2 separate regions of the Mus musculus genome follow, and region 1 is linked to region 2. The links are chromatin loops, found by intact Hi-C in ENCODE. Cell type or tissue: heart. All regions are shown on one strand. Each heading gives the region's core, and the rest is flanking DNA. Links, peaks and the distances in the headings are about the cores only. Region 1 holds the start of Epm2a (epilepsy, progressive myoclonic epilepsy, type 2 gene alpha). Region 2 holds the start of Fbxo30 (F-box protein 30).

Region 1 (15,414 bases), core at 7,415-15,414, 63 kb after region 2:
CACACACACACACACCTACCTGAAAAAAATACACACAGATTTAAACGCATTTGTTAGTAAAATCAATGCCTTTTAGCATGTGACTTTCCCCCCTGCTTCTTGTAGACTGAGCCCTTCTGTTTCCTTGCATCTAAAAATGGGGATAAGATTGTAGTTACCTTGTAGGAGTATTGAGAGTCAAATGAAATAATCTAAGAAGAAAATCCTTGTCTGACTCATAATAAGGTCTCAGTTGCTATTTCTATGGTTGATATAGTCAAATGATTGACAGTCAAAATTTGATTGAGGCCTTGACAGATGTTGCCTAATCCATAATTTGGTATTCTCTTTTTGACTTACTCTTTTCTTGTTATACAGTGTAACTAACCATCAAATTTTCACCCTGCTTAGATCCATGACTTAAAAAAAAATCACATATTTTGTTTAGTGGCTGAGAAGGGTGTTGCAGGATTTTCCTTGTCCAATTACATTAGGGCAGCAGGAAGCCTGTGAATGGACAGGGAAAAGGGAGGCGGAGCTAAGGGTTGCAGAGACAGCCTCTCAGGAGAGGGAAGGGAGAAAGAGAATGGAGGTGGGCTTGAACCATCATGGTTTGAAACAGCCTCAGGTAGCTATGCTATCCAAAGGTTAGAATAATTGGGATAAAGCTTGTATTATTATCAATTGGCTCTAAAATTATTGTATTGGCATCTTATAAATTGCGATTTTATTGATACATGTATCTGATTGATTAATTATAAGCTTTAAGAGTTTTGATTCTACCGGGTAAATGAGTGTTGTGTTGGCTGACCATGGGTGGATGGTCATTGCATGGCAGCAGGAGGAACTCGGGGGCACCCAGACCTCTGGAGAGTTGGCAGGCAGAGAGACTGCAGAGCTGAGATCACCCAGCTGGAACCCTGTGGCCTGCTGATGCTAGTGCTGGCTCTCTTTTAAAATTTTTCCTGAGACAGAAGGGTTTATCTTCCAATGGTTAAAACATCTAATCTCTTTGTGATGAAAAGGAAGAAAAAAGTAAAGTCCTTTGAACCATCATTGTTTTCTCTTTCTGCCAGTATTTCACTTATGAGTGAGCTGGGTTCACTCTGGAGGTCTGGCAGGAAAAATTCCATGTGAAAGCCCCATGGTACAGGCAGCACCACACACAAGAGTTAGAGCCTGCTTCCTGCAGAACTGAATCACTGAAATCTGAATTCCAAAAAAGACAGGTAGTCCTCTTTGCATAGCCAAATGACAATTGTCATAAATTCATTGTTTTTAATAGCTGAGCAGTACTCCATTGTGTAAATGTACCACATTTTCTGTATCCATTCCTCTGTTGAGGGGCATCTGGGTTCTTTCCAACTTCTGGCTATTATAAATAAAGCTGCTATGAACATAGTGGAGCATGTGTCCTTATTACAGGTTGGAACATCTTCTGGATATATGCCCAGGAGAGGTATTGCGGGATCCTCCGGGAGTACTATGTCCAATTTTCTGAGCACCCGCCAGACTGATTTCCAGAGTGGTTGTACAAGCTTGCAATCCCACCAACAATGGAGGAGTGTTTCTCTTTCTCCATATCCTCGACAGCATCTGCTGTCACCTTAATTTTTTAACTTAGTCATTCTGACTGGTGTGAGGTGGAATCTCAGGGTTGTTTTAATTTGCATTTCCCTGATGATTAAATGTTGAACATTTTGTCAGGTGCTTCTCAGCATTCAGTATTCCTCAGTTGAGATTTCTTTGTTTAGCTCTATAACCCATTTTTAATGGTGTTATTTGATTTTCTGGAGTCTAACTTCTTGAGTTCTTTGTATATATTGGAAATTAGTCCCCTATCTGATTTAGGATTGGTAAAGATCCTTTCCCAATCTGTTGGTGGTCTTTTGGCCTTATTGATAGTATCTTTTGCGTTACAGAAGCTTTGCAATTTTATGAGGTCCCATTTGTCAATTCTCAATTTTACAGCACAAGCCAATGCTGTTCTGTTCAGGAATTTTCCCCGTTCCCATATCTTTGAGGCTTTTCCCCACTTTCTCCTCTATAAGTTTTAGTGCCTCTGGTTTTAATGTGGAGTTCCTTGATCCACTTAGACTTGAGCTTTGTACAAGAAGATAAGAATGGATCAATTCCCATTCTTCTACATGATGACCACCAGTTGAGCCAGCACCATTTGTTGAAAATGCTGTCTTTTTTCCACTGGATGGCTTTTGCTCCTTTGTCAAAGATCAAGTGACCATAAGTGTGTGGGTTCATTTCTGGGTCTTCAATTCTATTCCATTGATCTACCTGTATGTCACTGTACCCGTACTATGCAGTTTTTAATCACAAGTGCTCTGTAGTACAGCTTGATGTCAGGCATGGTGATTCCATCAGAGGTTCTTTTATTGTTGAGAATAGTTTTTGCTATCCTAGGTTTTTTATTATTCCAGATGAATTTGCAAATTGCCCTTTCTAAGTAAGTAAGAATTAAGTTGGAATTTTGATGGGGATTGCATTGAATCTGTAGACTGCTTTCGGCAGGATAGCCATTTTTACTATATTGATCCTGCCAATCCATGAGCATGGGAGATCTTTCCATTTTCTGAGATCTTCAGTTTCTTTCTTCAGAGACTAGAAGTTCTTCTCATACAGATCTTTCACTTCCTTATTTAGAGTCACACCAAGGTATTTTTATATTATTTGTGACTATTGTGAAGGGTGTTGTTTTCCTAATTTCTTTCTCAGCCTGTTTATCCTTTGTGTAGAGAAAGGCCACTGATTTGTTTGAGTTAATTTTATATCCAGTTACTGCACTGAAGCTGTTTATCAGGTTTAGGAGTTTTCTGATGGAATTTTTAGGGTCACTTATATATACTATCATATCATCTGCAAATAGTGATATTTTGACTTCTTCCTTTCCAACTTGTATCCCCTTGACCTCCTTTTGCTGTCTCATTGTTTTAGCCAGGACTTCAAGTACTATATTGAATAGGTAGGGAGAAAGTGGACAGCCTCGTCTAGTGCCTGATTTTAGTGGGATTGCTTCAAGTTTCTCTCCATTTACTTTGATGTTGGCTACTGGTTTGCTGTAGATTGCTCTTATTATGTTTAGGTATGGGCCTTGGATTCCTGATCTTTCCAAGACTTTTATTATGTATGGGTGTTGCATTTTGTCAAATGCTTTCTCAGCATTTAACAAGATGATCATGTGGTTTTTTTTCCCCTTTGAGTTTGTTTATAAAGTGTATTAGGTTGATGGATTTTTGTATATTAAACCTTCCCTGCTTCTCTGAAATGAAGCTCACTTGGTCATGATGGATGATCGTTTTGATGTATTCTTGAATTCTGTTTGTGAGAATTTTGTTGAGTACTTTTGCATCGCTATTCATAAGGGAAATTGGTCTGAAGTTCTCTGTCTTTGTTGGGTCTTTATGTGGTTTAGGTATCAGAGTACTTGTGGCTTAATAGAACGAATTGGGTAGAGTACCTTCTGTTTCTATGTTGTGGAATAGTTTGAGGAGAATTTGAATTAAGCCTTCTTTGAAGGTCTGATAGAACTCTGCACTAAACCCATCTGGTCCTGGGCTTTTTTTGGTTGGGAGACTATTAATGACTGCTTCTATTTCTTTAGGGGATATGGGACTGTTTAGATCATTAGTCTGATCCTGATTTAACTTTGGTACCTGGTATCTGTCTAGAAAATTGTCCATTTAATCCAGGTTTTCTAGTTTTGTTGAGTATAGCCTTTTGTAGTAGGAGCTGATGATGTTTTGGATTTCCTCAGGTTCTGTTGTTATGTCTCCCTTTTCATTTCTGATTTTGTTAATTAGGATACTGTCCCTGTGCCTTCTAGTTAGTCTGGCTAAGGGTTTATCGATCTTGTTATTTTTCTCAAAAAACCCAGGTCCTACTTTGGTTGATTCTTTGTGTAGTTCTTTTTATTTCTACTTGGTTGATTTCAGCCCTGAGTTTGATTATTTCCTGCCATCTACTACTCTTGGATGAATTTGCTTCCTTTTGTTGTAGAGCTTCTAGGTGTGCTGTCAAGCTGCTAGTGTACACTCTCTTTAGTTTCTTTTTGGAAGCACTCAGAGCTATGAGTTTTCCTCTTAGGACTGCCTTCATTGTGTGCCATATGTTTGGGTATGTTGTGACTTAATTTTCATTAAACTCTAAAAAGTCTTTCATTTCTTTCTTTCTTTGTAACTTGACCAAGTTATCATTGAGAAGAGTGTTGTTCAGCTTCCATGTGAATGTTGGCTTTCTATTATTTATGTTGTTATTGAAGATCAGCCTTAGTCCGTGGTGATCTGATAGGATGCATGGGATAATCTCAATATTTTTGTATCTGTTGAGACCTGTTTTATGACCAGTTCTATGGTCAATTTTGGAGAGGGTACCATGAGATGTTTGTTTTAGGATAAAATGTTCTGTAGATATCTGTCAGATCCATTTGTTTCATAACTTCTGTTAGTTTCACTGTGTCCCTGTTTAGTTTCTGTTTCCATGATCTGTCCATTGGTGAAAGTGGTGTGTTGAAGTCTCCCACTATTATTGTGTGAGGTACAATGTGTGCTTTGAGATTTACTAAAGTTTCTTTAAAGAATGTGGCTGCCCTTGTATTTGGAGCATAGATATTCAGAATTGATAGTTTCTCTTGGAGGATTTTACCTTTGATGAGAATGAAGTGCCCCTCCTTGTCTTTTTTGATGACTTTGGGTTGGAAGTCAATCTTATCAGATATTAGGATGGCTACTCCGGCTTGTTTCTTCATACCATTTGCTTGGAAAATTGTTTTCCAGCCTTCCATTCTGAGGTAGTGTCTATCTTTTTCTCTGATATGAGTTTCCTGTAAGCAGCAAAATGTTGGGTCTTGTTTGTGTAGCCAGTTTGTTAGTCTATGTCTTTTTATTGGGGAGTTGAGACCATTGATATTAAGGGATATTAAGGAAAAGTAATTGTTGGTTCCTGTTATTTTTGTTGTTAAAGTTGGAATTCTGTTCTTGTAGCTGTCTTCTTTTAGGTTTGTTGAGGGATTACCTTCTTGTTTTTTCTAGGGTGAGGTTCCTGTCCTTGTATTGGTTTTTTTTTTTTTTTTTCTGTTATTATCCTTTGAAGGGCTAGATTCGTGGAAAGATAATGTGTGAATTTGGTTTTGTCGTGGAATACTTTGGTTTCTCCATCTATGGTAATTGAGAGTTTGGCTGGGTATAGTAGCCTGGGCTGGAGTTTGTGTTCTCTTAGTGTCTGTATAACATCTCTCCAGGCTCTTCTGGCTTTCATAGTCTCTGGTGAAAAGTCTGGTGTAATTCTGATAGGAGAAAAATAAAATAAAGGCATAGAATTATAGAAAGTTTGGAAATGTAAGTTAAACACTATTAAGTTAAACCAAAGTTTTAACCAAAGAATGATGTTTTTAACCAAATTATAACCAAATGACATTATGATCTAGCATCTATAAACAGAGATGTCTACAGAAAGTAAATTATGTTTTATCCCTTTTACCAGTCATGTTCATATTTTCCCTAAAATGCTTTTCTAATTCTCTATGAAGATTTCCAAGGGCAGTGTAATTTTTAACAGTTTCGAACTTCCGTTGTGTTAGGATCGTAGTTTGTGTAGTTGTTAAGTTTTGTAGATATAGCACTCCTTGAATAAGGCTGAATAGAAAATTGGGCATTTGGGGGGAGAACACATGTTTTCAGCACCATGGCTCATCTTAGACTCTCAGGGCAACCCTGGAAGTAGGTAGAACCATCTCACTAGGTATATAACAGAATAAGAAAACAAAAACTTATTAACTATGCAGCAAAATGTTGAGTCACTGTTTATGTAGCCAGTCTGCTATTCTATGTCTTTTTATTGGAGAATTGAGTCCATTGATAAGAGATATTGAAGAAAAGTAATTGTTGCTTCCTGTCATATGTGTTGTTAGAGTTGGGATTCTGTTCTTGTGGCTGTCTTCTTTCAGGTTTGTTGAAGGATTACTTTCTTGCTTTTTCTAGGGTGTAGTTTCCATCCTTGTGTTGGTGTTTTCCCTTTATTATCCTTTGAAGGGCTGGATTCATGGAAAGATATTGTGTGAACTTGGTTTTGTCATGGAATACTTTGGTTTCTCTGTCTATGGTAATTGAGAGTTTTGCTGGTTATAGTTGCCTGGGCTGGCATTTGTGTTCTCTTAGTGTCTGTATAACATCTGCCCAGGATCTTCTGGCTTTCATATCTCTGGTGAGAAGTCTGGTGTAAATCTAATAGGTCTTCCTTTATATGTTACTTGACCTTTTTCCCTTATTGCTTTTAATATTCTATCTTTATTTAGTGCATTTGTTTTTCTGATTATTATGTGTCGGGAGGAATTTCTTTTCTGGTCCAGTCTATTTGTGTTGGGTCCGGCCTGCGGCTCTCATGTCCGGGTTCGAATCTGGAAGGCATCTTGGAACTGAAAGAAAAGAGGGAGCCTAGGCGGGTTGAGAAATAATGGAACCAAGACATGCTAGTCTGCTCAAGGTTCAAATGTTTAATGGCAGACATGCTTTATAAAGGAGGGGGGAAAGTCCATTCTCGTCAATTCATCCTTGTAGCCTGGAACCAGCTGCAGGTGATGACATTCAGGAGCTGAGCTCCTCGTCTACCCAAGTACAAACATTTCTCAATCTGAGCACTCTGCCAGAGTCCTGGCCCAAAGATTATCCCTATTTTGAAGTATCTGTAAAGACCTGTTTTCCTGGGTTCGCTCCTGCCACATGTTTTTTAGAATGACTCCAACTCTGAGTTACCAATTTTAAGCTAACTTTCTATTACAAGCAAAGGGCTACCTGCCCCTTTAAGAGCTGCATTTGGAATCAGCTCCCAATAGGGCTTTTCCAGTACACTAGCACTTTTCTAAATTTTCACATAGCTCTAAACACATACACAAAACACATAAAACAGAAACCAACAGATTCAGACATATGCAACCCTTTCTCATCTTCCATGAGCAGGCAAAAGAATTAGAAGGGTAAGCTTCCATTTCATAAACAAAACTTGGTCCCTCTGACCAATCTCCAGAGACTGCCAGAGGTCTCTGGCTCTCCCTACTCCCCAGGGCATCCCCTGGGGAGGTAGTGGTCTTCCTAGCACATCTGCTGACCACAGTCCTCCTGTCCTTACAGCCCAAAGGGACAGCTGCAGATACCAATCACACATTTCTGAAAACCCCATCGTCTATAAACACCAGAGAAACCAAACTCAGGCGGATCTATACTCAGACTACACCATGTTTCAGAGACACGGGACGAAACACAGACAACAAACCAACACAATGAGCACATGTTCGTTTCAGGAAACATAAGACACACACTCAGAACAAAGACACCGGCCGGCATGCACACAAGAGGGCATTCCCTGATTTTCTCTGTCCCTGGGTGAGTTTCAAAATCCACTTTCCTCCAGCCTGATGCAGTTTTCAACTGCTGCCATCCACCTGATTATTAAGTCCCTTTTATTAAACCCTTTTATTTCTCTCGCCTAAAAAAGCAGCTTCTGGAAGCCAACTGCCTGCCTGCTGAGTTCCTAGTTCCCGATAACTCACTGCTGAACCTAAGTGAATCCAGCGCTGGTTTAGCGCTGTTCCAGCTTAACCCGTACCAACCTTCTCCAGTACGAATTTTCTTTAATTCTTTTCTTCTTCCATGGAGCTCCAAACCATCAGTGCTTCTTCCAAATGTCCTCTGCCTATCACAGGTCCCGCGTTGGTTCACCAAATTGTTGGGTCCGGCCTGCGGCTCTCATGTTCGGGTTCGAGTCTGGAAGGCATCTTGGAACTGAAAGAAAAGAGGGAGCCTAGGCGGGTTGAGAAATAATGGAACCAAGACATGCTAGTCTGCTCAAGGTTCAAATGTTTAATGGCGGACACGCTTTATAAAGGAGGGGAGAAAGTCCATTTCTGCCAATTCATCCTTGGAGCCTGGAACCAGCTGCAGGTGATGATGTGCAGGATAGGGCAGGATAGGGGGGCCTCTCAGCAAGTAGCAGTATCTTGAAGAGGAACAGTGACAGTGGCTCAACAATAGAGTGATCTAGGGAAGAAGGCTCCACCCTAGATAATCTCCTTAGTGGCAGCAAGGTCAAGTTCTGGCTCAGCCTGCTTCAGGCTTGAGGGAGGCTACATATTTGGAGTTCTGTAGGCTTCTTGTTCATGGACATCTATTTCTTTAGGTCAGGGAAGTTTTCTTCTATAATTTTGTTGAAGATATTTACTGGCCCTTTTAAGTTGAAAATCTTCATTCTCATCTATACCTCTTATCCTTAGGTTTGGTCTTCTCTTTGTGTCCTGGATTTCGTGGATGTTTTGAGTTAGGATCTTTTTGCATTTTCTTTGATTGTTGTGTCTATGTTTTCTATGGAATCTTCTGCACCTGTGAGTCTCTCTTCCATCTCTTGTATTCTGTTGCTGATGGTTCTTGATTTCTTTTCTAGAATTTCTATCTCTAGAGTTGTCTCCCTTTGGGTTTTCTTCATTGTTTCTACTTCTATTTTTAGATCTTGAATAGTTTTGTTCAGTTCCATCACTGTTTGGTTGTGTTTTCCTGTAATTCTTTAAGGGATTTTTGTGTTTCCTGTTTAAGGACCTGTTTAGCAGTGTTTTCCTGTATTTTTTTCAGGGATTTTTGTGCTTCCTCTTTAAGGACTTCTACCTGTTTAGCAGTGTACTCTTGTATTTCTTTAAGTGAGTTATTAAGGCCCTTCTTAAAATCCTCTACCAGCATCATGAGATATGATTTTAAATCTGAATCTTGTTTTCGCATGTGTTGGGGTATCCAGGACTTGCTGTGGTGGGAGTACTGGGTTCTGATGATGCCAAGTGTTCTTGTTTCTGTTAGTAAGATTCTTATGTTTGTCTTTCGCCATCTGATAATCTCTGGTGTTAGATGTTCTAGCTGTGTCTTGCTGGAGTTTTTTCCTCCTGTGATTCTGTTAGCCTCTGTCAGCACTCCTGGGAGTCCAACTCTTCTCCTGAGGTTAGAGCACTCTGCAAGCAAGCTTTTCTCTTGCAGGGAAGATGCACAGAGGTCTGGAGTTCAGCTCTGCCTCCTGGCTAAGGATGAGGCATGAAGGGGCCCTGTCTAAGAAGCTCTGTTGCTTTTGAGGCCCTCCTGTTTTCCTGCTCAGACTGGTCTCTGAGATACCAGGGATACAAGTTGGCTTTCTCACCTTCGAGTCATGGGGTCAGGGCCCTCTCTGGTTGCTGACTCTCCTCAGTGATCCTAAGATCCTGGGTGTGCTAGGGCACCTGCATCATGGAGAGTTCTCTGGGGACCTTGGGAAGGTCTGCGGAGTTCGTGCCCAAGGTGGCCTGGGGCTCGCACTGACCAGAACGAACCCCAGCCACTCCAGACATTTCTTTATTCATATTAATAACAAGTTGAAGCAGCCTCCTCTGCTCCCAGAGGCCAAATAATGACACAGTTGTTTCTTGACCTAAAGTGCTAATATTTGCAAGAAGCAACTTTTATTTATTTTTCTGTTTTTTTTCCCCAAGAAGAAAATTTAAATAGGTTTTTATCACACACACACACACACACACGCACACACACACACATACACACACACAGTAGCTGGGCACTGGTGATGCAGGTTTGTAATCCAAGGAGCAGAGGCAGGAGAATCTCAAGAGTTTGTGGCCAGTCTGATTTCCACAGTGAGACCTTGTTTCTAAACTTTGTCATCTCACAAACAAGGTTTTCTCTTTTTTTTGATCTTGAGATCAACTTATACACGCTAAAAAGAGGAGGCTGAAATTTTGTTTTTCTCTTTAGTCCCTTTAGGCAAGGGAAAGTATTTTGTGTGTTTGATGAACGCTGGGTTTTTGTGTATTGAGTGGAGGGTCTCTAAAGAACATTATTCATATGTATTATTCCCACGTTATAATCAGAGGCCCATAAGGACTAAATGTTGGGGTGCTTGAATGAGGGTTACAGGTAAATCTTGGATCGGCAACTTCACTGAGGCTGGAGGTTCAGGCTAGACAACTCTTTCTTCCTTTGTTGACTTAGTAAAAGTGATTTCAGATCTCTGGGAAGACGACAGGACAATGTCGGGGTGTCGTTTTCCTCCCTCCTAGGTCCAGTGTGGGTCTCAGCCTCTCGCGAGCCCCGAATGCCCGCTTCCTGCGGCTGCAGCTCCACGGCGCCTGGGAACCCTGATCCCACGGCCGCGTGACCGGGCCACAAACGCGCGGCGCTGCACGTCTCGCGCCGCCCCGGAGCTCGCGCCGCCGCCGCTGCCGCTCGCCAGGCTCCCAGGACTCGGGCCACCGCCATGCTCTTCCGCTTCGGCGTGGTGGTGCCGCCCGCGGTGGCCGGCGCTCGGCAGGAGCTGCTGCTCGCCGGCTCGCGGCCCGAGTTAGGGCGCTGGGAGCCGCACGGCGCCGTGCGTCTCAGGCCCGCGGGTACCGCGGCGGGCGCCGCTGCGCTGGCGCTGCAGGAGCCCGGCCTGTGGCTCGCCGAGGTGGAGCTGGAGGCGTACGAGGAGGCCGGCGGGGCGGAGCCGGGCCGCGTTGACACGTTCTGGTACAAGTTCCTGCAGCGCGAGCCTGGAGGCGAGCTGCACTGGGAAGGTACTGCGCTCCCCGGCCCGAGGCCCGCACCCCGCAGCTCCCCGTGCACCCCGGCCGCGGCCTCGGGGGCGCGCAGCCCGCAGCTCGCGCGCCCCCGCAGCTCCCCGTGCACTTAACTGTTGGCCACCGCTCGCCCACCATCTTGACCCTACCCGGTTGCACAGCGATGCCCTGGTCCGGATCAAGACCCAGTTCCGAGGGTCTCCTGCCTTAGGCCTCTCTCTAATCCACTCCGAAGTGGCCCACCCCACACTACAAGGGGCCGCTTGCTGGAGGGAATTTTCCCTTAGATTTTTGAGACCGAATCGTGGGAAATAGCAAGCTCCTCCCCCAAAGTCAGGTCACCGCGATAGAAGACAATTGAGACATGACTTGATTTCTTAAAATATGTAAAGAGTAATATCGGTTGTAAAGAAATAATAAAAGTAAATAGCCACTTGTGATAGCACAAATCTGTAATCTCAGTACTTGGGAGGTTGAGGCAGGAGGATTGCTGGGAGTTCCCAGCCAGCCAAGGCTACAAAGTGAGAACTTGTTCCACAAAAATATTATAATAAGAATATATGATTGAAAGCAGCATTTCCACCATACAAAACCTAAACATATTGCCTGCATGCGCGCGTGTGTGTGTAACTGTTTGAACAAATATTGTACAATATATAATTTTGAGTATTTATTTTTTCTTTAACAATATTAATATAGCTCAGACTTATTTGCATACAGGTGTGTTTTACTTTTTAAGTGAAAAAAAAAAATACTGTGCAGCTGTTACTGTGCATTAAGGTTCCTTTTGGTTTTCGAGATTCTTGGATTGGAATCCAAGTGCGGTTTTCTTTCTAGCATTTGGAAATGTTTCTGTACAATGGATTTGGACAAGCCAAAATGTCGCCACTTTACGTTTCAGTAAGGAATGTGTTGAAAAATCCGTAGCAGCGTGTCCACCGACCACGCTGGGTGGATCGAGACAGCCTTTTCTGTGAAGGCAATGGGCGTGGTGGCAAACTGAACGTGTGTGGCTCAGTGGTTCTCAGAGTCCCGTGGAGGGAATGAATGCTTCTTGAGAAATTCGTATGGGCAGACAACCAGGCCATTAGCCAGTTCTTGTGGAAAACAAGAATGCAGAATAACAAAAAAACGAGACCCAAGAAAAGCACGTGGTTTACTGGGATCTGTTTATTCCCTTTGCTGGTCTTTTTGGCCACTCTTGGGTTTGATGGTCAGCTAGCACTTCATTATGTCAGATGTGAGAGCTGCCTGCCTTTGGCTGTCCTCCCTTTGCAGTGCATTTCTACTAATGTCACTGTGTCCTTTTTCCACAGTAAAATTACATCTGATAATTTTAATAACGGTGCGTGGTGTACTAGAGCACCCATTTCCAGGTCTCCTCCTTTATCAGCGTTTCTAATACCCCCAAAGTGCTGATGGTTGGGTTGCTATTTCTTAATGCATTCACTTTAACTTGTCTGTTTTCAATTTTTCTGCAGGTTACCACATACATTATATGTAGCTTGCAAAAAAGAGTATCTATTGACACCTACTGGAAATGCATAAAATTAGCAACTGTACATGCTATAAAATATAAAGAATTTAGTCCATTATCCCTGCTGGCTTTAATACCCTTATTTTAAATTATAGATGTGATATTGACTTTTATTTTATAGAGTTCATTTTATCCTATTAGAGACATTTCTTTTTAAAAAAGATTTCTAAAATAATACACACACCCCACTTATTCTCTGTACTCTGACTTGTTTTTTGAGTTAAGTTTCATGTGTTCATGTTCTGTTTTCTCAGTTATCAGGACCTTCTTGTAGATGGGTAGGTTGGTTCTGAGGATTGGAAATTAACAAGGAGATGCTGTCTTTAAGAGCATGGATAACTGTGTGGGAGGGGCTAAACTGTCTAACCCAGGAATATGGTTTGTTAGACCAGGGCAGATTAATGTGAGGCAATGCATGTACAGGTAGCCTGTAGCTGGTAGCATCCCTCCTTCCTCAGCTTCCAGAGTGCTGTGAAAGTTGTGAACCACTGTGCTTAGTACTTTTGCTATTGTCATTGCAAACCAAGACCTTGTACTCGCAGTCAAAAAAAAAAAAAAAAGGAGGCCTGGTATGGTGATGTATGTCTTAAAGCCCAGCACTCAAGAGTTCAAAAGCCAGCCTGGTGTACAAAGTGAGTTCCAGGATATCCAGAGCTACATAGAGACCCCATCTCAAAAACACCAAATTACTAAGTAAATAAAAGGGGGAAAATGAATTTCCAGAAGCAGACTCTGTCTCTGGATGAGTAAAGTCTCATTTCTTCACTATACTATAATACTAGCATTTTTACACAGGAGTACGCACCCAGTCCCCAGCAACCCTGAGCCAAAGAGGTTGGTTTCCTCATTAGCACAGACTAGAAAACCAGAACATAGTGGAGGTTCTTAGACTCTGCTGAGGAAGGTGGACAGAAGAAAAGGGAGAATTAAAAAGTGGACGCTTAAGGAAACTGAGGTAGAGCTGGAGAGATGGCTCAGCGGTTAAGAACACTGGCTGCTTGTTCTTCCAGAGGTCCTGAGTTCAATTCCCAGCAACCACATGTCTAGAGTAGACATACTGAGGATCCAGTATATGCTGGAGTTGGTCCATGGAGGTCGAGATTTATAAGCCAACTTATGTGAGTTTTTTTTTTCCCCTCTCTTCCTCTTGGGCAGACTGATTTACATAGGACCACCATATATTTTATTGAATAAGAGACAAGTGCCGTCCCTTTTGGCAGCCAGCAAGTTGAGAGCCCATCAGTTGTATAGGAACACTGAAGCTAGGAAGGTGAGTTGGTCTTGAAGGAGTGGTAGGGCCAAGGTTGACTGTTGGATGGTTTCTGCCAACTGGGTAGAGATCTACTGACATAAATATAAACTGTGACACCCCCCAGTGCCCCCCCCCAGCTCTGCATCCAGATCTCTATCAGCTACTGAGGTTGCCAAACCTATCCTACTCATGACTGAGAAAGTCACAGTCCACTGGTTTCTGTGTGTGATTTGGAGCAGAATGTAAACTTCCTCATTGATGTGTAGGGTGATTTGAAGAAGCATGGAGGCGCATATGGCATTCCTCCGTGATGTAGAGGGTGAGTTAGGGATTAGTTATTACTGTGGAATACAAAGGTGGCTCTTCTTCACTCAAGACTCTAAAACTATCTTATTTGAAATATAAAGTACAAAAACATAAGCTTCCACAAAATGTACAACATTGTAACTCTGCCAGACTTCCAGACAAAATTAGGAGTATTCAATCCATCATCCTTCCCAGACCAGTCAGAAGTTCTTAGATATGAATAACTTCCCGACACTGTGTCATCAGGAAAAACATCCAGTTGTATACCTTAGGACTGAAACTGAGTTTTTAAAAAAAGACCTAGGAAAGGAGTAGGGGAGTCTGCTGTTGCGAGCACAGCGCAGCAGTGTATGTTAGGGAGTGAGGAGGTGGAGAATCCGTCAGTTCTGTTCCTGGCAAGGGTTTACTTCAGAGGAATCATTATTTAGGCCGAGGCTAATATATATTCAAGAATGTAAACTTCTTTTCCTTTGGATTATCTGAAGACAAACTCTTAAAGTAGATGACTAAAACTACAGCCAAATCTGTCCCAGTGCTACATAAAAGGCAATGGAATCTAGACAAACCTGCCAGTTGTAAATTAAGGTTTATTTGAAAGGAAGGGGATAGATGGATGAAGGAAATTTTATTCTATACTCGCATATTCACAAAGTAGAACATTTTATATTTAAACTCCTTTTTTATTTATAGTATCTTTGCTCAACTACATCTACCTTACTAGAATTACATTTTACCCATTCATTTTAAACATTGAGAAAGAAAATGTACTTTTTAATTTAAACAAAAGTCAAACCCAATCCACTCTTAGTCCAGGCTTTCAGGTGTGTAGGGACTACAGTCAGGTCTAGAGAGCAATAGATGAGTCTTACCACACAATGCTAATATTTCATCTTTGGTCTAGCCATCTAGAAGGTCACCATCCAATATTAAACAATTAATCTACTGAACAGCAGCAATAACGACATTTGTCTCTTTAAAAGGAAAATCAACTTAAAGTTTGTACAGATGAAACACTAAAAATATTTTATCTATCAAAACATCCCTGTGGGTCTCACCTCTGCAAGACTGACATAATTTAATTACTTAATATAAAATAGAAAAATAGGCTCAGTTTGTATCTAAAAGAATGCTGAACTGGAGGGTATTGTCCTCAGAGACTAGGAGAAGAAGGAAAATTCTGGAGGAATGGATGAAGGCAGTGGAAAGGCTTAGTTTAGCCAATATCCTTGCCCAATAAAGGGGCTGGGCAGCTAGGTATGAAGAAGAAGACACGGACTATCAGATGGCTGCAGAGGGAACAGTGGAGGGGACCTATGACTAGAGGGGTCATCAGCACCCCTGAGGTCTGAGAAGTGTGTTTGTCAGAGTAAGCAGGAAGTATGGCTCAAGTGGCACCCATATTAATTAATAATGACAGAGACTTTTTCTCTGTACAGTTTCTCTATCTGTGCTTCTGTGGTAACCTTGATGGCCTTGTTAGAGGCTGAGGTCCTAGGGCAGTGCTGGTCTTCAGTTTCTAGGCCAAGAAGATCTAAGAGGTTTTCCTGGGGAGGAGGAACTTGGGGTACTGACCTTCCTTGAAAAGAAGTGACTGTTCACTGTCTCACCCATCCACAGTTCAGACAAGGTCCCGGTGGCAGGCAAAGGATGAAGACAGTCCTTTCCCCAGTGGCCAGTGTTGTTGCTACACTTGAAGCAAGTTCCAAGTGGGGTCTGTGGGTGACCCATATTCTTCAGAGGTAGTCTCAGGGCTGC
Region 2 (15,734 bases), core at 3,590-11,589:
GATAGGGAAGAAGGTAGTGTAGTGGTACATCTGCCCAATCTAGGCACGCAGCTTGCATTCACATCGATTGAGCTGTATTTTCTTTGCCTGGGCTTATTTGGGTTGGAGATTTACTGCAACATTTACTCTATAAAAAAATTAAAAATACAAAGAAAAATATCTATGCCAAAACAGACAAGGCAAATATGTATATTCATAGCACATAAGGAGCTGAGTCCATTTGTGGGCAGCTTGGTTGGGAATTCATCAAGACACATGACCACTAAGCTGCTTCTAGCCCAGTAGTATGGGATCCCGAGAAAATTAATTGTTATTAACTGAAGTTCACTAAGTCCAATGCCAACCTTAAAAATGTAGGTTGGTTTAAACTTTGATATATTTTCTCTTTCATTTCTTTCCCCTTATATTTGATATTATAATATCTAGTAATTTTTCATTAACTGTTTTGTGTGTATTTTGTCTGAGTTTTTGTATTTGCACAGGGTATGTGCCTGGTGCCGATGGAGGCCCAAAGAGGCTTCTAATGTATGAATTTTATTTCATGCACTCTTGGTTCAAAATTTTGAAAATACAATTGTATTCAAAGAGGACACTAGTATATATGTATGTAAGATCTTTTCATTAGAGAACTTAAGTTTATGTTCCAATTGACTTTCTAAATTCTCCAAATATGTTTACTTATTAGTTTGAGGTGCGCTAGAAACATACTGTACTGCATTCTGTACTGCAGACTAGCTTTAATGACCCAACAGCATTTCTGCCTTTGGATTTTTAGAATTACAAGCATGAGCCACCATATGCAGTCTTTCAACATGCCTCTCTTCTTCAGTGACAATAGTCAGGAAGGCTCAGAGGCTGAATAAGAACAGGGCTGTTGGACGGAGGGTCACAACTAATGAAGTGGAACAGGACAGCTCAGACCAGTGCAGGAGGCCAGCAGTAGCCATGCCAAAGGAAGCTGTGCCAAGAACATGGGTCACACAGCCAGAGGCAAACAGGTTGGGAGAGGTCAGAGCAATGTGTGGCCTCTCCAGGCAACACAAAACTGTGTCAACCCTTGTGACAGTACATTCTCAAACTGCTTGTATTCCAGTGGCTGACCCTGACTGCACTGGATTTTCACTCCCCAGTGATTCTGAATTACAGTAAAATTCTTAGCCTTTTGCCTCATCAGTAGGTGTTTAGCATTTAATTAATATTAATGAAGAGTTAATGAATACTCATTAGAGGAAATCAGGGTATTTTATCTGTAAACATATACTCATTGGCTTTTATAGGAAACATGGAAAAATGTAAATCTTTTTTTTAAAAGATTTATTTATTATATGTAAGAACACTGCATTTGTCTTCTGACATTCCAGAAGAGGGAGTCAGATCTCATTACAGATGGTTGTGAGCCACCATGTGGTTGCTGGGATTTGAACTCAGGACCTTCAGAAGTGCAGTCAGTGCTCTTAACCGCTAAGCCATCTGTCCAGCCCAAAAATGTAAATCTTAAATGGTTTTTTTCAAGAATATTCTCAAGGACTTCCTATGGTGGGAAATAATTTCTTTGTTATGAGGTTTATGATAAAACTCTACTATAGCATGATTTATTATTTAAATGAATTTGTGTATAAGATGGCACAAATAAGGTCACTATCCCCTAAATCACAAATACAACAAAATACTTTTTTTTTTTTGGTTTTTCGAGACAGGGTTTCTCTGTGTAGCCCTGGCTGCCCTGGAACACACTTTGTAGACCAGACTAGCCTTGAAATCAGAAATCCGCCTGCCTCTGCCTCCTGAGTGCCAGGATTAAAGGCGTGTGTCACCACGCCTGGCAAAATACTTATTCTTAATTAAGTGTATAGGTGTGTATCTGTGTGGTGGCCTGGGGTTGTGCATATAAGTGAAGTGCCAGAAGAAGATCTTACATCTCCTAGAATTGGGGGGTTAAGAGCTGCCCAATGTGGGTACTGAGAACTGAACTCAGGTCTTCCTAAAGTGCAGGAAGGGCTCTTAACAGCTGTCTCTCTGGACCAGTAGATGACTTTCAGAGGTAACTATCAGTAACATTAAAATTGTCTTCGTATTCCACCAATCAGCACCACTGTGAAGAAAGTGTCCTTTTTTTGGTTGTTGTTGTTCCCTCGTGTAGGATCTATTTGTCCCCACTGTCATCACCAGTGTCTCTCCTATTCCACAGAAATTTTTGTCCTTGGCCCACAAATCCCATATGCCAGTAGATGGGTTCTGAATCAAACACTTACTCTTTCCATTGTCAAGGTCTCCTTTAATTATGTATCCCCTTTCTTCTTCCCATACATACAGATATAGTCAAACATTTTTTGTCGTTAAAAAAAAGAAAGAACATGGGGCAGTGGTGGCGTACGCCCAGTAGATCCCAGCACTTGGGAGGCAGAGGCAGGAGGATTTCTGAGTTCGAGGCCAGCCTGGTCTACAGAGTGAGTTCCAGGACAGCCAGGGCTAACCCTGTCTTGGAAAACCAGAAAAAAAAAAAAAAAAAAAGAAAGAAAGAACAAGTTGTTAGGTGAATATAAGTGGGTAGGATGAATATGGGAGGAGTTGGACAGGCAAGTGGGGAATGAATATTATCAAAATACATTGTACAAAATCCTCAAAGAGGGCTGGTGAGATGGCTCAGGGGGTAAGAGCACCCGACTGTTCTTCCAAAGGTCCAAAGTTCAAATCCCAGCAACCACATGGTGGCTCACAACCACCTGTAACAGAGATCTGATGCCCTCTTCTGGTGTGTCTGAAGACAGCTACAGTGTACTTACATATAATAAATAAATAAATCTTTTTAAAAAAATCCTCAAAGAATAAATATATTAAAAATTAAGCATTGAAAGTAAGAAAATTGGCATCTTAAGAAGGTTAAGTTTTATTCAGAAGGAACCACGATCTTTCACCACCTCCCTATCAAATGAAACAATAATTATAGAAGTAGATCCTATAGCGACGTAGGTTGCAATCTACAGAGATCCTGAAGGGAAATATCATAAACACTGAAAACAGAGGCATCAGCTATCTAGTAGTTCATACCTTTCAGCAAAAGGTTCTGTGTCAAAGTGGCATAGAAGCCAAATAGGCAACTAAGTCTTAGTTGTTCTGTGACTGTCAGTGATTAACATCATGACTTGGATAGATGTGTCTTGTATGCCTTTATAGAATGATGGAGCTAATCATCTCTAAGGTACAACTTATTTGGTCTTTCTGGAAAGAATGCACATAGAATCACAGGATCTCAATATCCCATCTCTCTACTTGCTTGAATGTGAAATACAAATAATTGATACACAAGCATGCAAAGTTCTAATTTGGTTATATATGGTTATATAAACTTTGAAATGATTTTAAATATATTATTAAAAACTTGAATGGCTTCTTGGGATGGGTTTAGTTCAATGGTATTTTCCCAGCATGTACATGGGCCTGGGCTGGAATCCCAGTGTGTGGCATGCTGATGTGTGTGTATACTCCCTTCTCAGTATGGCTCCTTCTCAGGGCTTCTGTAATGACTTGAGTATGTTTGGGCCAGGGAGTAGCACCATGGAGGTGTAGCTTGTTGAAGTAGGTGTTGCCTTATAAGAGGAAGTGTGTCACTGTGAAAGTGGGCTTTGAGACTCTCCTCCTAGCTTCCTGGATGCCAGTATTCTGACTTCAGAACAAGATGTAGAACTCTTAGCTCCTCCACACTTAGAGGCTGCCATACTCTTGCCTTGATGATAATGGACTAAATTTCTGAATTTGTAAGCCTGCCCCAATTAAATGTTGTCCTTTATAAGAGTTGTCTTAGTCATGGTGTCTGTTCTAAAACTCTAAGACACCTTCTAAATATTGGAGCTATTTAATTACTTATCCAGATGAGTTCATGACTCTTTTGGAGAAGATCTTGTTTTCTCATGAAAACAGAAAAGAAAAAGAACAATGTCCATATCAGAACTCAAAAGCAGAGATCAGACTCAGACAGTGGGCAACAGGAACCTGCTTTGTGGTCCAAATAGAGCTTTCCTGGCTCAGTGTGCCTGTGATTCCTAGAGCAGGAGGCTGAGGCTGGAAAGGTCTTGCAGACGCCTAGCCCTGCTCATGCTTCAGAGCCCCAGAGCAATGCCTAGGACTTTCCCTCTGTTGCTGCATGGAGAGAAGCTGAACTTATCCTAGTGCAGAGGTCTCAGCATGTTTTATTTTTCAAAGAAAAAAAGATGTATGACTTCATCAAGGGAGAGAAGAAATGGAACCATGTGTTGTTTATAGTATTTCTCTGTATGAATGGGAAGGCAAGGCTACATGTTTCATCCTTAATGTGGCTACTAGGAGTCATGGGTCACAGCAGGCTTAGAGTCTGTCATACTGAAGGGAATATCCCAAGGGACTGAGGGCTAATTAACAAGTTAGCCGTTCAGCACAGAAATCCATTTTAGAGGAAAGCAATACTCTAACAGTTTAAGAACCATGCTATTCCTAGAATTAAGTACCAACTTCTATTTTATCATCTTTTGCATGACTCACTAAAAAGATGTAGCTTTGTTGTGGTGCTTGATTCCCTCTCAGCCCCAGCCATGCACACATGGGGTTTCTGAAAATTCAAAAACATCAGATGGTGTTCATGTAACTAGCTGAATTTCAGAAGCTTTAATAAGAAAAAAAAAAAACCACCACAACAAAACAGAAGATATGGAGCTACTATTTCCTCTACTGCCATGTGCAACAGAACAACATAGAACAACTAGAACAACATAGTATGCTCTTCTGATGCCAACAGTTTCCTCCGAGTCTACTTGTTACACTATGGCATTTTCTTTGCTACCACTCCAGCAGAGTACAGAAAGGATAAAAATGGAATCGAGTTCATTTATGGGCTGTTAAATTTGGTTTCTCCTGTTTAATGTATATTAATTTGTTTCTGCATGAAAAATTTTCGACCTCCTTACCAAGCACAGTTACTATACAGTTACACAGTTTTAGACAGATGAAAGAATAACTATCAACTCCACCTGAGTCTACCTGTTTATTTCCTCACCCCCAGACTTGAGTACCACCAAACGCTAGTCACCTGAAATGCAACACTTTGCAGGCTGAGCTTGGGAGTGGGGCAGGGTAAAATCATTCATTTATTGAGTGCATACATATTCTGTATGCTAGATACTGTACAGATAAGTTTAATCTTATTAACTAAAAACATGGATCACTGATATATACATATTCTTCTTTAGAATATGGTTTAAGAGGTCTGTGGTTCATATAGACAAAACCTGGATCTTCTATTTTCCACAGGATTCAAATTGCTTTGATTACTTATTTAAAACTACGAAGGTTGACTTGAGGCTATAAAGTTTGTCCTTGGGAGGCTTCTTGTAAATTGCAATTATATTTTTTGTACTTCAAATGAATGTGTATTAGAAACATAATTATACCTGGTGAATATTAGATGCTGGGTATTAATATCTAATACTAATCCCAGTTAGTATTACTATCCCGGTTAGTAATGCCTATTCTCTCATGGCTTCACAGCCGCAAATCTGCCTTTACCCACTCACACTTGTCTCTAGCCAAAGGTGCTTTCCTTAATTAGCACATGACTTAAATTTTACTCTTGACTTTTCCATTGCTTTAGCCTCAGGCTTTCCAAATACAGGCTGGTGGTCTAACTGGGCAAGAAAACCTTTTCAAATTAAAGGTGCTATTAGCCTTGACACTGAATAAATGGAAAAACAATTTGTCAGGATTTGTTTAGCCAATTCAATTTTCTCTGAAAACTCCTATCTCTTATAGTTCAGTCTTGCCTGCAGGCTTTATGACTGTGGTCTTATTTTAGCTAGTTTTGTGTATGTATGTGAAGCCAAGGACCAACCCTAGGTCCATTCCTCAGGAACCATCTAACCTACTTTTTGAGAAAGGGCCCTGGGAAGCACTCATAACCACCACTCCACCTGGCTTTTTACATAGCTGCTGGGGATGGAACTCAGGTTCTCTTGCTTGCTCAGCAAAAACTTTACCAACCTTCCCGTCCCATAGTTTTTATAGCATCCCACCATGAAATTGACCTCTAGAAAAAAAATAGGGTACGTATTCTTCCTAAGCCGATGCAAGACTAATTTAAGAACGTGGTAGGGGGGTTGTGCTCCTCTCTTTAAAGAGAGCAGACAGGTCAAACCTGCTACTGCTTATTTGTTTATTTTAAATTGCCAAAGTACCTGTTGCTTTCTGGGTGGCTAAGCCACATAAATGGTAGTTTTGTTCCACAAGTCTAGCCCAAAGTCCACATATACTTCCGAGGACATCTTTGAAGACCTTTGATTCCTGGTAGTCTCTGGTTGCCACTTATGGAAGAGCAGAGGCTTCTGTTTGCCCTGACTCCTACTCAGCTTGAGGTGGGAGATGACCTAGTGTCAACTAGGTGATTTAGAGAGGCAGAAAGCCCCAAAGTACAATCAATCAGTATGGGAATGTTGAAGCTGTAGAGAGCCTTTGGGATTCCCTGCCGCAGTCCCCTTATTTTGCGGAAGGGGATGTAATGGAAGGATGTGTGACTCAATCGCGACCACCTGTCATGCACAAGCAACTCTCCCACCATTTCATCTGTCTGCTTCACTTTTCTTACCTGGCCCCTTTGGGTCTCACGCTCTGGGCTGACCGAAAAGCGCCTACCTCCTACAGCCAAAGCAGGCAAAAAAAAAAAAAAAAAAAAAAAAAAAAAAAAATACAGCGTCCTAAGCACCCCACATATAAGCACTAAATATTTCAAAAATCTGAATGTCTTCATTAAACCAAACCAAACCCCTGACCTTTACAGTGTGCTCAGTCTTAAGCTCCCCAGGGTTTTGTGTAGTTGTATGAAAGTGCTGGTTTTTAAGGTGAAGGACGGTGACTCTCGTGAGCCACCGTTTCCAACAGCTGGGGAGTAAAACTGCAGTCACCAGAACGGCCACCCAAGGGGGTTTTCTCACCTCCGCCCCTCCGCCAGCCAGGGCCAAGGCTCCTTCACGGTGGCTTTGAGGTGGGAGTTGGCAGGAGGCCTCCAGACGGGGTGGGCGTCGGTGACATCACCGTCCCTCAGCCTCACGCCCGGGCCTGGCGGTAGTAACGGGGACGCCTACACGCGGGGTGTGTAGCCCTGGATGGCCACGGGAAAGCTCCGGCCCTAAGACGTTTCCCAGAAGCCGCGCCGCGCCCTCTGGAGGCCGCGTGGCTCGCCCCACCGAAGCCGCCCGCCGCGGGCTGACGAGCAGCAGAGCCCTTACAAGGGGAAACGGGTCACAGAGCAGAGCGGTCACCGAGTCACAGGGCTCGGGCACGTGAGGTGGTGGCAGTTACCACCGACAACGGGGGCTGACCTATTTCCTGCGAGTGCGCGCTAGGAGGACGGGTCGCGCTCCTGGGCCTGCGTCCTCCACAGTGCCACAGGGGCTCGGAGAGTCCTTCCAAAAACAAACAAAAAGCAAAGGCGCGAAAGGCGGACCCGGCAGGGAGCACCAAGGGAGAGGCTGCCCCGTGGGTTCTCTGCGCTCGGCCTGACCGGCACAGGACAGCGTGCGCATCCTCGCCCGCTGTGCGTGCGCGTGCCCGCTCACCCGCTGCCGGGCCGGGGGGCGGGGCGCAGCGGGGCGGGGCGGGGCGCGCGAGGAGGGCGGTGGCGGTTGGAGGCCGAGGAGAAAAGGCGGCGGTCCGGGCAGGGCGGAGGCGCAGAGGATTGGGACGGGACGGGCCCCGTGCGTGGTCCGGTCCGGTGCGGGGACGCTGCGGAGCCGCCGGGCGCTAAGGCCAGAGAAGCCAGGGTTTGAGCGGCGCTTCGGCCCGCGCGGGCTGGTGAGTGTGGCGAGGCCGCGGGAGGCTGGCGCGGGGACGCGGGCGGGCGGGCGGGCAGCGGCCCGGACGGCGCGGGCCCCGGGGGCGGCGGGGCCGGTGGAGTCGGCGCAGTTCAGAGGCTTCCGTCCGGCTGGCCCCGTCCGGGTCGCGCCCGGCCGCCCGTGTGGCCTGCCCTTGAGGCTCCCGGCAAATGGCGCCCCGACCCCCGGGGACGCGGAACCGGGTGAGACCCCCACCTCCGCCCCCACCCCCACTGAGCGCAGAGGAGCCCCGGGGGACCCCGGAATGCGTGGCTCGCACCCTCTGCCTCGTAGGGACTTGAGGAGTTTGGGCGCAAACGGGTTAAAGGACGGCGAGGCATCTCCAAGTGTCTCCGCGGGATAAGCGAAGTTGGTAACTTTTCCATTCATGGAAGTGAGAGGCGCGGAGGCTTAGCTGTGGCCCTGGTTAAAGCGAGACTTAGGGATCACCCCCCCCCCCCCCAAGTTCCTGGGTTCCAGCTCGTGGAGTCCCAGATTGGAAGCAGGACAGGGAACGCACGGCGGATTCAAAGTCACTCGGGGATTACATTTTAACCTCGACGGAGGCCTGTGTTTGCCGCGTTTCTCCTGCTCCCCTCTCCCTTCTTTGAGTCCCGTGGTAAATCCCGGATAAAATAGATGCTTGGGAAGGAATTGACCTTTTCTTCCATGATTGCTTTGTTGACTGTGATCCAAGATGAAGTTATTTACGGGCATTCTGGTATCAAAGAGGGTTAACGTTTTTAAAACGAAGTCTCAAAAAGTTTCTGAGGTTCTTTTTTTTATTTGTTCCCTGCTAAATTTCAGGCAAAGTAAGTTACATTAACACGCTCTGCACGCTTTTATGTTAGTTTTCCCAAACAATCCTGTGTTGACTGACAAAGAGACAAAGGATACCATGAAGTATCCCTGTTTGATTTTTCTAAAGCATACAGTTTCGTTGAATCACTCTTCTTTATGCTTAGTCACTGTTTCTTGCTGTAGTAGTTTAGTTGAGGACAACATGTTTTGCTAACTTCTTAGATCACCAGTTTATACCCGATACTTAACATAGGGACATAAGCTTTTGTGTGTGTGTGTGTGTGATTCTAGAAATAGTAGGTGTTTTATGAATGATATAAGAAAACTGGAACTCTAATATTTCTGAATGTTTAGATTTAGGTTTAAAGGGTTTTTTGTTTATTTTTTGTCTTAAAATATAAAATACTTAAATAAAATATTCTTTTAAAAGTAATATTGCATAAAATAATTGCTAACACTTCCCATATGGCTTGAGAGGTGCTTTAAGGGCAGACAAACAGGCTTTAGTTAATGTGTTTACTGTTTGATATAGCATGTTTCTAAAATCTAACGCTTGGATAATCTTCTAAATAAGATTTTAAAACTGCTGTTTATTTAATAAAAGGAATTACTCTTGCTGGGCATTTTCCTGGAGAATATTTTTGCATTTATGTATTCAGTGATAAGAATTGTAAGTTTAAAAGGCTGAATAAATATTACATTTCATATTAGTTACGATGGGATAGAAGAGGGTCAGCTTGAAGTAGTTCCTATATGAATAGGAAAATGTTAGTCTGAATACACCTCCCTCAAAATGTGGGTTTTTTTTTTTTTTTAAACAAAATAGGTTGGGTTTTTTGTTTTTGTTTTTTGTTTTTTTTTGGTTTGTCTTTTTTTTTTTTTTTTTTTTTTTTTAACAGAATGGTTAATGTTAGCACTGGGTAGAGTGGTTCCTCATATAACAGTAAACTTTATAAATTTAAGTAACATTTAAAAGTAGTTGTATATAAATCTGGCTATTGTGTAAAGCAGAGTGACTCCATTTGTGAGTAACTATATTTACTGTTGAACACAGAAATAACTGTAATAAACTTTCAGAAATTCAGTATTGCTTTCTAGGTCCAATAATTGCCTCAAAGTCAAAAGCTGAGGCTTCCTGGAAGCCTCTTCTTGCCATCTTAGACTGAGTCCTTCCTGCCGCTTGACTAGATCTGGTTCCATCTATGTATTCATTTAAATAGGTTCTCATCTGAGTATCATTTAATTTCTGATCCAAGTCCATGATTTTTTTTTCATTTGTGTATTTAGGGGAGAAAATTGTGAGTAGTTAAAACTTTTATTTAAAAATTTTTAACCATGACCAGGTTTAGAAATGACAGCTGTTTGTTTTGATTATATTACATCTGGAGGGATAAGAACATGAACATAAATTTCCATCTCGTTAGCTCATTTTTATATAAAACCAGAAGCAAAGTTTAATAAAATAATTAGAATATAACTTGTTTAGCCATGTGCCTGGTTAGCCTCAGTTGTCAAGTTGACAAAACCTTGAGTCTGAGAGAAGAAGCCTCAATTGAGGAATTGCCTAGGTCATTCTGGCCTGTGAGGCTGTCGGTGCTGGACTGTCTTTAATTGATGTAGGAGGACCTAGCCCTCTGTGGGCAGTCCCATCCCTAGGTAGATGGCCCTGGACTATTTAGGAAAGCTAGCTGAGCATCGGACAGTGAGCAAGCAAAAAAGCAGCATTCCCTCATGGCTTCTGCTCGAGTTCCTACCGCCTGCTCTGGATGCACTGTGACCTGGGAGTGTCAGCAGAAGCAGACCTTTTCCTCCCTGTACTTGTTTTTGGTCCCCGTGTTTTATGTATTGCCTCAGCAGTATAATGAAGGTAGAAAATCAGTGGATTGGGTGTGTGTGCACCATGAGTTGGGGATTTGGTGGGAATTTTAATTTTCCTCATGTGGAGTGGTGAGGCTTTGACCATTCTCTGTTTGTTGTGCTTTGTTTTTACTGTGCTCAATGCAGAATCCAAGCCCTTGCATCTGGTAGGCAAGTGCTCTACTGCTGAGCTCCCTGTCTGGCCTCCACCACCATCACCATCCTTTAAAAGCAGATAAAATAACTGAGGTATAGATTTGTTAACTTCAAAACTAAATGCACCTATTTGATTAGTGGGTCAGCAAGTACTTCTGTTTATTACGTACTAGTACCTCTGACTATACAAAAGATAAGATTTTTCTTAGACAAATTAGACAAGACTGCTTCCATATCAGCCTTACATTAGAACATGTTAGTAGAATTGTTTCCCTAATAACACACACATGTGATGCTAAGCAAAGGCTACGCTGATGCCACTTCAGACTTTGAGGTCATTTTTCTTCACGCCCTGCTCAGGCCCCTGCACGTGTACAGGCATCAACCAATACCTTTCTTTTCAAACCTAGAGCTTTTCCCTATATTCAGTTCTCTAAGGTTGGTTTTTGTTTTTGTTTTTTATTTGAAGGTCAAAATTGAAGTTACTGTTTGATTTATTTTTTCTTTGATTGGCTTTTATGAAATGTTAGGTTTTATAGTCGTATAAGATGCCTGGGACATATTAGGTGATGCTTAATGTTTGAGCACCATTAACTCTGCATGGCTAACTGATGTATTTTGTTTTAAATTAATTTTCTAATGCTAGATATGTACAGGTTTTTTTTTTTTTATCATGTCATGGTGTATTTTCCATGAAATCAAGGATGTCTGAGAATTTATTTTCTTTTCTTTCTTCTTTTATTCATGTATTTACACAAGTGCATATGAAATTGAAGCACAGTTGTGAACTCGGGGAACATAAGAGTTTAGGGGCAGGCATACTTTGGGTGTTCTTAGAGATTATAGTTTTCCTATAGAGCTGGTTATTTAAAAAAAAAAAAGAAAAGATTTATTTTCAGTTGTCCCTAGCACTGCCATAGAAAGTACAGCACAGAAGAGCATCTGTTTTGTAAGAGATCCATGCCTTGTCTTAGGTTCTAGGGGAAGGTCACAAGCTGAAACTAAGGTTGACACACATGGCGCATGGTGAGGGAAAGATGTGTGTCTGTGTGTGTGTCTTTGAGACAGGTAGACATTGGAAACACCCTCAGTTGTATTAACTTTTTCTTAGCATCTTTTAAAATTGTGCTAGTTTATGATTATGTCATCTTGTAGATTTTTGTGACGTTTGTGAAACAGTAGAAGCCACTGTCTTTGTGCCTTGAGTAAGAAGCTCTTGTTTCCTTGTGTGGGAAATGGCGCGTTTAAGGGTTGCTAGTCAGCCATGGAGTAGGAGTTGGCAAACAAAAACTGCTAGAGAAAACTGAAATTATTGTAATTAAAGTTACATCATATACAAATAATTTTTTGTCTAATGAAACTTTTTTAATAATTCTTTTAAGTGTAGCCTACTAGAAATTGATTTGGGTATGTTTAAAAAATGCCATTGAGTTTAATGAAGCACATCTCAAAGTTGAAGCCATAATTTTAACGAAACGTTTTCTACCAGGTCTGGTGGGCCACTATTTAAGGATAAATTAAGGATTGAACTTTTAAACACCTGTAACACAGGATTCATGAACAACTTAAAATACCTTGTGAAGGCATTTTAAATTTTATAATAGTGACCATGATTCAAAACAGGGTGGATTTGGAAGCGCTTTAAAGTTTGAAAGCTAGACTCTCTTTCCAGAAAGGCTATTGGCTATTACTGAACTTTCTTTTTTCTTCTTTTTTTCTTTTTTTTCCCGAGACAGGGTTTCTCTGTGTAGCCCTGGCTGTTCTGGAACTCACTCCGTAGACCAGGCTGGTCTCGAACCCATAAATCTGCCTGCCTCTGCCTCCCAAGTGCTGGGATTAAAGGCATGCACCACCACCGCCCGGCCTGAACTTTCTTTTTTTTTTTTTTTTTTTTTTTTTTCCGGCCTGAACTTTCTTATTTCTTTGTATATTTAACTATAAAACAGGCTTGACCTAGACATGTCAAGAATGGTTAAATTCATATGTTCATATTTAAAACATATGGTCAAAGCAGTGTAATGTGGTGTAATAATTATAAAGAGCTAAAAGATTTTAGCTCTAACTAGCTCTAATCACAAGGTGATTAGGTGTTAGAATAAACTACAAGCAAAATTGTGTAATTTTCATTTGTCAAAGAACATCTTAGAATTGAATCACCAGTTGTTGAAGAGCTGCCTCATGCTCTTAAATTTTTATATGTAAACATGTCTGCTAGTCCACAAACAGTGATAAGATATATGTTTAAGTCCCCTCCTCTGTCACTTACCTAGATAGATGACTTTGGGCAGCCACTTAATACTATTGAACACAATTTTTCTCTGAGTTGTAAGAAATTGACTTAGTATTTGTTAAGGATAAAAGAAGTGTGTATTTGATATTAATCCTTTTTCTAAGTCTACTTCAAAAAGCAATAAACTACTATGTAATGTTCCTCTGGCTACATCTTTATGACATTTTTATTGAGGGAGTAATGTGAAAGAGGCTACTTACTGTGAGACTCAAGAGCCTTTTGCATTCACCTTTGCATGTGAGTCAGAACTGCAGTGCTTACTTTAAACACTTTTCAATGAAGGAATATCAAGCTGTGCTCTGCCTGGTGTGATTGGGTGACAGTGTGGATAATATCATAAAGTGTCCCCACCACACTAAGTTCCAAACCACTGCTTGTGTTTTTAGATTTCTCTCTTAATAACAGTCAAGTTTAACCTCTAGCATGTGAAATAAGCTCAGCCTTATTGCAAAATAAGAAAGCTCCAGCTATTTTCACACTCTAACCCCGCCTCAGTAAGGCTTGTCTTAATTCTTATTAAGCATTTTCATTACTTCATTATAAATATTTGCCATAAATAGTATATCTTTTCCTCTTGTGGTTCTTTTAGTACAACCAGTTTAAATTTAGAGTAAACATTTGCCTGTGGATTTTGTGAGAAAATAATATTAAAAGTATTCATTCAATTCATTGTTATTTATTTATTTTAAAGATTTATTTACATTATTATATCTAAGTACACTGTAGCTGTCTTCAGGAGCATCAGATCTCAATCCGAATGGTAGTGAGCCATCATGTGGTTGCTAGGATTCAAACTCGGGACTTTCAGAAGAGCAGTCAGTGCTTTTAACCACTGAGCCATCTCTCCAGCCCTCATTGTGATTTACTTATAAACACAATTACACATAATTTGGTGTTGAATGTGTTACCGTTTTCCATATCATCATTGAACAAACATTACATTATCAACTCAAGACTGTTCTACTAGAAGGGCTCTGTTAATACCAGCTTAGCTTTAATTATTCCTGTGTGAGGAATAGGAGTCCTCAACCAGAGAGAAAGTTGTTACAATTTGTGGAATGATTACCTACCTGAAACCAAGCTAGAATTTATCTAAATACATGCCAGAGATTTAGCAGCCATATGTAGTCAACGAAGAAAATAGGCTACAGTGTTTTGTTTTGTTTTGTTTTAATATTGTATACTACAGTATAATTAAGTTTGGAAAATGCTCAGTTGAATTGTCTCTTCAGTCTACAATGGAAGAGGCTATTTATTTTGAAATACAAGAGCGGTCTGCATCAGGAAATAGCTCTAGAGGTCTGGAGTTTGGAAGATTTTTAGGCAGGATGTATAGATGAGTTTTCACCCTATAGACGGTAAATGAAAGTTGGAAAAACCTGACACACCCAGAAAGAATGCATAGTGTGAACAAAAAATGACATGAAATCCTGAAGAAAAGTACTATTTAAAGAGAGAGACCATGTATGAAGAGACATAAAAGGGAAATTGCTTAAGTATGATAACCCGGAAGTAAGGAAAGGATTAATAGTCCAAAAGGAGTTAGTAATTCTAATGATACAGCAACGGTGATGAGCTGGAGGAGGAAAGAATAAAACTTAGGTGATGCCTGCAAAAGATGAGAATTATTTAACTTCTCACCACTAATAGAAACAAAGAAAGCAATTAAAGATTTAGGGGGAAAAATGCATTGAAGAAGCACAGTTATAATTAAATTGGCATATTTTGCTTTTGCTTTCTCTTATTTTTGGTATAAACTTTGCTTGATGAAATGTTAAAATGAATCAGTTTTAAGATGAGAGTGTGTCTATAATCCCTCTTGTTTTTTGTTTTTTTTTTTTTTAAAAGATTTATTTATTTATTATATGTAAGTACACTGTAGCTGTCCTCAGATACTCAAGAGGGCATCAGATTTTGTTACGGATGGTTGTGAGCCACCATGTGGTTGCTGGGATTTGAACTCGGGACCTTCGGAAGAGCAGTCAACTTAACCACTGAGCCATCCACTGAGCCATCTCGCCAGCCCCACCCCTCTTGTTATTTAATAGATAACTGCTTCTCTACCCTTAAACTATTAGTGATAATCACTTCCTAAACTTACTAAATGACTGAGCTCCATTGACAAGCACATACCACTCATAATTGGCCCAATTCCCATTTGGCTTCATTTTTCAGAAATTTATAGCATATCATCACAATCCATTAATATTAGGAATTCTGAACGTTTTGTCAATTCATATGCTGTTTCTTTAGAAGCGAATGTCTCACTCTTTTAAAACTTACCTGGCCTAGCCCTTTCCTATGTGAATAATCATCTCTGTGCTACCATTTTCCATGTATTGATTCCATAATATGAAATTATCCAGTATTTTCCTGATACACTTGCTGTATATTTTAGTTAAGCCTTTGGTAATTTGTAGAATTGATTATGACCATATGAAGAGGTCAGTAGATAAAGTAGATAAACATGAATTCATTTGTTTTGCAGGGAGGAAAGAAACTAATGAAATTTTGGCTAAATGTCATAATGAAATGCAGACTATTCTCCACGACATGATGAGAGACCTGCAGTTAGGCACACCAAAGTCAGGCTCATTGAAATTGAAAAGCTAAAATCTAGTAGTCTCTGAAAGTTAGGAGCTGAAAATAGCACTGTTGTTAGAATTTATTTCGTATACAATACTTAATATAGTTTGAGTATTCTAAGTGCTTAAGTTCCTGTAAGAGGTATTATTAATCATGTCAAATTAACCACTTAAGTGTTTTTATATACTTTATATATTTCATTTTAATAATAA

Evidence for each region. A loop is a pair of places that touch in the nucleus more often than their neighbours do. Peaks named below come from ENCODE experiments on the same cell type or tissue, not always from the same donor. Only the 100,000 strongest peaks of a DNase experiment are listed, where the experiment ranks them.
Region 1: a loop joins it to region 2, with 5 times the contacts of the local background. A loop is called at or near these places in 13 of 42 quality-filtered maps.

The regions. Positions count from the first base shown.
Region 1 is chr10:11,333,208-11,348,621 of GRCm38, forward strand. It overlaps Epm2a (epilepsy, progressive myoclonic epilepsy, type 2 gene alpha), which reads left to right and starts at 10,238. Exons shown (of 4, transcript NM_010146.2): 1 at 10,238-10,561. The coding sequence starts at 10,264. In heart, for the core only: a CTCF peak has its summit at 12,098 (motif pointing left); a DNase peak (open chromatin) is centred at 10,524; H3K4me3 peaks cover 1,609 bases; H3K27ac peaks cover 1,591 bases.
Region 2 is chr10:11,273,689-11,289,422 of GRCm38, forward strand. It overlaps Fbxo30 (F-box protein 30), which reads left to right and starts at 7,642. Exons shown (of 3, transcript NM_027968.3): 1 at 7,642-7,812. In heart, for the core only: a CTCF peak has its summit at 7,190 (motif pointing left); DNase peaks (open chromatin) are centred at 7,273, 7,583 and 8,143; H3K4me3 peaks cover 3,225 bases; H3K27ac peaks cover 3,036 bases.